2 separate regions of the Mus musculus genome follow, and region 2 is linked to region 1. The links are chromatin loops, found by intact Hi-C in ENCODE. Cell type or tissue: left cerebral cortex. All regions are shown on one strand. Each heading gives the region's core, and the rest is flanking DNA. Links, peaks and the distances in the headings are about the cores only.

Region 1 (3,038 bases), core at 1-2,500:
AAAACCCTGAAACCACGATCAGGGGACTATCTGCCTACAAAATATCCCTCTCAAATATCCCAGGGCAACAATCAGTTTTTCACACTTAATGTTGCACAACTGAACACAGCAATGAAAATTTTTCTGCTCTCTTGTCTGTCTCAAAAGTAAAGAAAACATCTCCAGGTGAAGCAGGAACTTTGATCCGTTCAGATAATCACAGCCTTGCTCATCCACGGCTCTGCCATGAAGTCTCCTACTTCAGCCCTCTCCTGGATTCTAAAGCATGCTTGTCTCCACACTTGCTTCGGATCAAAGCAAAAGGGAAGACTATCCAGGAGAGCCTTGGAGCTTTTTACACCGGAACAAAACTGCCCTCAATTACAGAGAGTGTCTTCATTACCTTTCTGTTTTCTCCCAACTAGGATTAGCAGTGAAACAGCTCCTAATTAAGGCTGAACAGCTCTGAAGAACAGTAACTTTAAAAGTGAACTTCCACTTTAATTACACATAGAAATACCGGCGGCAAAGGCATTTGCTCCCCTCAAATTCCCCTATCAAAACTAAGAGCAATCATTCTCAACCCTGGAGACAGACAAACATTTTAAAGACAAGTGTTTGAAAGTGGACCTTCAAGACTCTAATGTAAGCATGCTATGTGATAGTCCTGTCCTGCCAGGATGAGTGTTTCATTAGCGCCTCAGGGTGCAAAAGGGGGTGGGGGGGTGTTGGTCCAAAATCCTAACTGCTGAAATAGAAAAGAATCAACGGAACGAGAATCCGGTTGGACTAGAAAGAGTAAGAAAAAAAGAGAGAGATGCTAGCGTGGGACATGGTGGCCCTCACCGGATGTTCAAAGCGAGATGAATTTTAGAAGTTGGAGAAAGGAATTTCTGTGTGTGGCCCACGCTGGAGAACAGACCGTCAGCACGCGGCTGGACAGGCCCCTCAGGCCGGACCAGCGGCTCCATGGATGCGGCCCCGGAGCTGGACCGTGAGCGAGTAGTGGGGACGGGGCTGTCATCGCTTACCCAGGTGCAGCGTGAGGTTGATGGAGTTGGGGTACTGCACCCCGGCCAGCATAGTCTGGCTTTGCCACCAGGTGGTGTCGGCCTGGTTGTTGTAGTCGGTCAGGAAGGCTGCCCCGTGTTGCAGGTGCTGCTGGCCGGCGTCGCACAGGTGACAGGACTTAGTGACTCCGGTCACCCCAGTCTGCACGCAGTACTCCTCGGGCGGAGTCCCACACGTGTTGGTAGCCACCACGGTCACATTGAAGGCGGCATTAACAAACTCCGGCATGCAGCGCTGCGGCCGCCCGCCCTCATCCGCGCACTCGTCCATGGCCGCCCGGACACAGCCCGCCACAGCCGCCAGCACAGCCAACAGCGGCCACAGCCGCCCCCGGGGCTGCAGGGCCAGCGCGGCCCGCCCGCCGCCCGTCATCCCGCTGCGCGCGGGCCCTCGGCAAAGGCTGGGGTGCCGCGCTGCACTCGCCTAGCGGCGTATCCCGAGGCCGATCCTCCGCTGCGGGCCGAGGCCGGGCTGTGGACCGGGCTGGAGGCCGAGAGCCGGACGCAGAGCCGATGGGTGGGCGTCCGAGCCAAGATCGCGCTGCCTCCGCTACCTCCCGGTGCGCAGCCTGCACTGTGCGCCGACCCCCGACTTCCGAGCGCGCACTCGAGAGCGCGCCCCAGGAGGAAGGAGAAGGGGGTGGGGTCTGCCCGGCGGGGTGGGATCTGGCGGTGGAGAAAACCCAAGGCCGGCCTCCTCGGCAGCTCACGCGGGCCAGGAGCTGCTCCCCGCCCTACGCGTCCTCCCCAGCGACTCCCGGCGGCGGCGGGGGCGGCCTGGAGGGCGGTGGGCCAGAGAAGCGAGATGGGAGGGGCGGGAGCCAGAGGACCGGGCGCGAGGTGGGCGGGGCGGTGGAGTAGGAGGGTGGGGTGCGAGGAGGGCGGGACCGGCAGCAAAAGGGAGGGGGGCGCGAGATGGAAGAGGCAAGGGGTCAAGTGGGAGGACTTCTGGATGGGCGTGACTAGAGGTGGGCTGGGCGAGGGGGTAAGAGGGAGGGGCCCAAGGTGGGCGGAGAGGGAGCGTGAGTGAGGGAAGGAGGGCGGGGCGTGGGGTGTGGGGTGCTGGGCAGTGCATGCTGGGAGGGTAGGGGCTTCGGTGGGTTGGGAACCCTCATCCAGGTCTTGTACCTTAGAGGATCTTGCCCTGGAGGGTATGAGGCTAAGAGGAGGTTCTTAAAGGGAGACGCAGGTGGGTGAGGTGGCCCGGAATCTGTGTTTTTGACTTCATGAGGACTTGGACCCTGGCCCAACCAGATGTCAGTCCTTACGGTATAGCTCAGCCACTACCTGACTCTGGAGCCTGAACACAGCGCAACGGTGCGGTGGCCTGCGTGACCTCGCCCTCCCCAGCCGTCCCGGGCATTGCCTCCTGTATCCCGGGGCAAGCCCTGCCCACGCTGAGGGGAGAGATCCCGAGGTGTCCAAGGGACTGGATCCCTGTGGAACACAGGGCTCGATCTCAGCTTCAGAGTCAATTTTGTGATTTCCTTGCTCTAAATTAAAATGTGACTGTCATTTAACCGGGCAAGGAAGGAAGTGAGAAGGCTGGGAATGGAATGACATTTTCCCCTGGATACGCAGACCTGCTTTGAAATTCTTCCACTCTGTTGTTTGTGTGTCCTAGCTTGCCTTTAAAAGACTCGAAATTATCTGGATTCTGACATCCTCCTCTTCGGACCTGCTGAGTCACAGAATATTGTCAGTGCCAGAATGACTCAGTTCCCAGAGCCCGAGCCAAAAGATCATGCGTTTTAGTCTCAGATCAGAACTACCTGCAGTGCTGATAGGACCAGCAGACAGGGGAAGGGAGGGTGCTGTAAAAATGAACCAGCTGAGAGCCGGGCTTGGCAGCACACTGTGCTAATCCCAACCCAAGATGCAAAGCAGACCAGCAAAGTGTAAGCTCCGGATCAGTAGTCTTTTTAAGATAATGATACTGATAGCTACAAGATGGCCCAGTGGGTAAAAGCACCTGCCACCAAGCTTGGT
Region 2 (2,842 bases), core at 24-2,523, 150 kb before region 1:
TCGATCAGGTGTTTTATCGACTCTTCTCCCTGACTCAGTCCTGACAGGAAGAGAGCCGGTGTTTCGGGGCGTGACTCACCTGTGAACAAGGAGGACCCAACCCTCCGAGGCAGACAAACACTCAGCGCATGCCGAGCAGTAAACCCGCTCGCTGCGGCCCCGGGCTCCCCCCTCCGCAACCGGGGAGCACACCTGGCCCCGCCGAGGGCGTGGTACTGAGGCTGCGGTCCAGAGATCCTTCTGGAATGTGCCATATCCCCTCCCTCCACCCGCACCCCGCTACACACAGCCGTTCTCTCCCGGGGTGGTCCTGGGCAGAACTCAGGTTGTAGATATCAGCCACCCCTTCCTCAAAACCGGAGGGGGCGAGGGAGTCTCAAGGGCACAGACATCCATTCCAGTCACAGTTGGACGCCCCTTCCACTCTAGTCTAAAACACAGGCAAATTAACCAGGCTGAGGGGCCCAACAGGATCGATCCTCTTCACTCTCAGGGTAACTTTTATTCTGAGATACAGCACGTATACATACCTCTGATTTTACTCACTTCTAAGCACACACACACACACACACACACACACACACACACACACACACACCAGGGTGACCCAAAGGTTGCTCTCCTGGGTCTATCTACCCCCTTAACCTTGAACTAGCAAACTCATTAAGCAAACTCATTAAACTGTTACGAACTAGTTCACAGTTGATATTCAACAAGCCTTCTGCTCATAAGAGAAAAGGTTTCTTAGTCTTTTAACATCTCAGAGCATATTTTTCACGACATTCTCTCTGGCCCCGCTAGAAAATAACGTTAAGAGGGATAGTGCCAGCCAAGCCCGGTGTTAGCTGAAGTGAGTAACACCAAGTGGGGGAGGGGATGCAAATCTTGGCTTATCCCACACTGTCCTGGGAACTTCTCCTACAGTGAATAATGCAGAAGTGACTGTCAGAGAAGGCTCTTAAATCCTGCTATAGACTTAGGATTTACTAGTATTTATGTAGACACAACGTATCCATTACAACCAATAACCACTTCTTTTCCTCATGGTAAGGACAGCAGAGGCCCTAAATAAATACCTAGTCACTGACTAAATGAATGACTGTACCATAGATAGTTCCGTAGCTTAACACTCTAAGATAACTAACAACGTAATCCATACATATTGTCAAAGGGTGTGAGAACTCCCATTTCTAAGTGTGATAGTGACCAGTGTAGGCTGACCAGGAGAGATGTGGCTGGCTTTGTACAGAACATGGAGTCTGAACTAGATACCTAGTTCTAACCAGGAAGTAGACAAAGCATTGAAGAGCAACAGAGGCAAGATAGGGTACTGCAGACAAGCCGACATCTCTAAAATCTAGCGCAAAATGAGCAACAGAATGGATATTCTAATTTTCTTAACCTAGACTCAACTCTCTTCTGCTCTGTCCAAATAATGTGGAGATTCTTCTCACTCAGAATCAGTGCCCAGCTACTGCTAACACTTCAGTTCCTTGAGAGCAGGCATCTATAATTTTTTTCTTCCAGTAGCAGCTATGCGGTGGACAGAGAGAGAGGGGGAGAGGGAGAGGGAGAGGGAGAGGGAGAGGGAGAGGGAGAGGGAGAGGGAGAGGGAGAGGGAGAGGGAGAGGGAGAGGGAGAGGGAGAGGGAGAGGGAGAGAGAGAGAGAGAGGGAGCACACTTGTTTCTGAGTGCTATGATCCTTGCATATCTACCATCCACTAACTGAAAATATTGATACTTCTTGTTTTAGAAAAGTCCAGGTACACAGTGTTGGAGGAGCAGGGCATAGGGCCCTGCAAAATCAAACCTTAAAGGCAAAATTTGTTTTTTAGCACAGATTTTCATTGTCTATCATATCTCAAATGCTTTCATTTTCATCTGCTACCCTCTTTAGTGATAATAATAGTAACAAAGAGACCTATCTGTCATTTATTGCTGGCATAAATAAGTCTGGCATACATAGTAGTCCTTTTAACATTCAATAGAACCCTGTAAATGAGGTATAGTACCAATGTCCCTATGCCACAGGCCAGGAAAGGTTAGGCAGCATGCTAAGAATGGCAAAGCCAAGATGCAAAGCCAGGCAATCTGGCTTCGCACTTCATAGCACTTTGATAGTCAGATTAAAAAGTGCCGTAGAGAAAGATAAGCTCACAATACTGAACGAGCTGAGTGCAATCTAAGGTTAGTCATCAACAGCCATCAAGGTATGGCCAACATCCATCACAGCAGGGCAAGACTGTGGACTCTTGGCATTCATCCAGGAAACCAAGTCACATAGGACTCTGCACAAATGCTTGTGATTTCCCCAAGATGTTAGATCTGAAAAAACCCACTAGTCACTTGGGCAGAGGGAGTCAGAAGGCAGCAGGCATCTTGGGTCCAGATCAATCAGTGCCTCATTTCTGTGGACAGTGCAGGATCCTACACCATCAGTAGGCACTCTCCTGTTGGACTCCATATCTCATTCTTCACCCATGTAAACAATCCCTCACCTTGGGCTTGAGTCCTCTGCTCGGGCCTCATGCCTTTTATTCAGAAGGCTTCTCCAGTGCATCACTGGATCTAAAAGGACTCCAGGGGTCAAAGCCAAGGCTCTGTGTCCCCATTCCAAATCCCACACTTGTCATTATCAAGGCAAGTTATTTGGGTTTCTTTGAGCTATGGTTTCTTCTAGAAAATGGGGAAAATGATAAAATACACATCTAGTAGGGTTGTTGAGAAGTGCAGATGAGTTAATGACAGAGCTAGGAACAGCCCAGGCACACACTCTATTCCATGCCCTACAATAATATACTCACTGTTGCAACCATTAGTGGTGGCGGGGCAAAGCTGCTAT

Evidence for each region. Peaks named below come from ENCODE experiments on the same cell type or tissue, not always from the same donor. Only the 100,000 strongest peaks of a DNase experiment are listed, where the experiment ranks them.
Region 2: it touches region 1 in a loop (1.8-fold over the local background); 2 of 42 quality-filtered maps call a loop at or near these places.

What each region holds. Positions count from the first base shown.
Region 1 is chr1:153,331,118-153,334,155 of GRCm38, forward strand. Lamc1 (laminin, gamma 1) reads right to left here and starts at 1,669. Exons shown (of 28, transcript NM_010683.2): 1 at 1,011-1,669. The coding sequence starts at 1,422. In left cerebral cortex, for the core only: a CTCF peak has its summit at 1,071 (motif pointing right); DNase peaks (open chromatin) are centred at 311, 1,167 and 1,840; H3K4me3 peaks cover 2,500 bases; H3K27ac peaks cover 1,723 bases.
Region 2 is chr1:153,186,062-153,188,903 of GRCm38, forward strand. It overlaps Lamc2 (laminin, gamma 2), which reads right to left and starts at 386. Exons shown (of 24, transcript NM_008485.3): 1 at 193-386; 2 at 1-40. In left cerebral cortex, for the core only: a CTCF peak has its summit at 1,318; a DNase peak (open chromatin) is centred at 24; H3K4me3 peaks cover 387 bases; H3K27ac peaks cover 172 bases.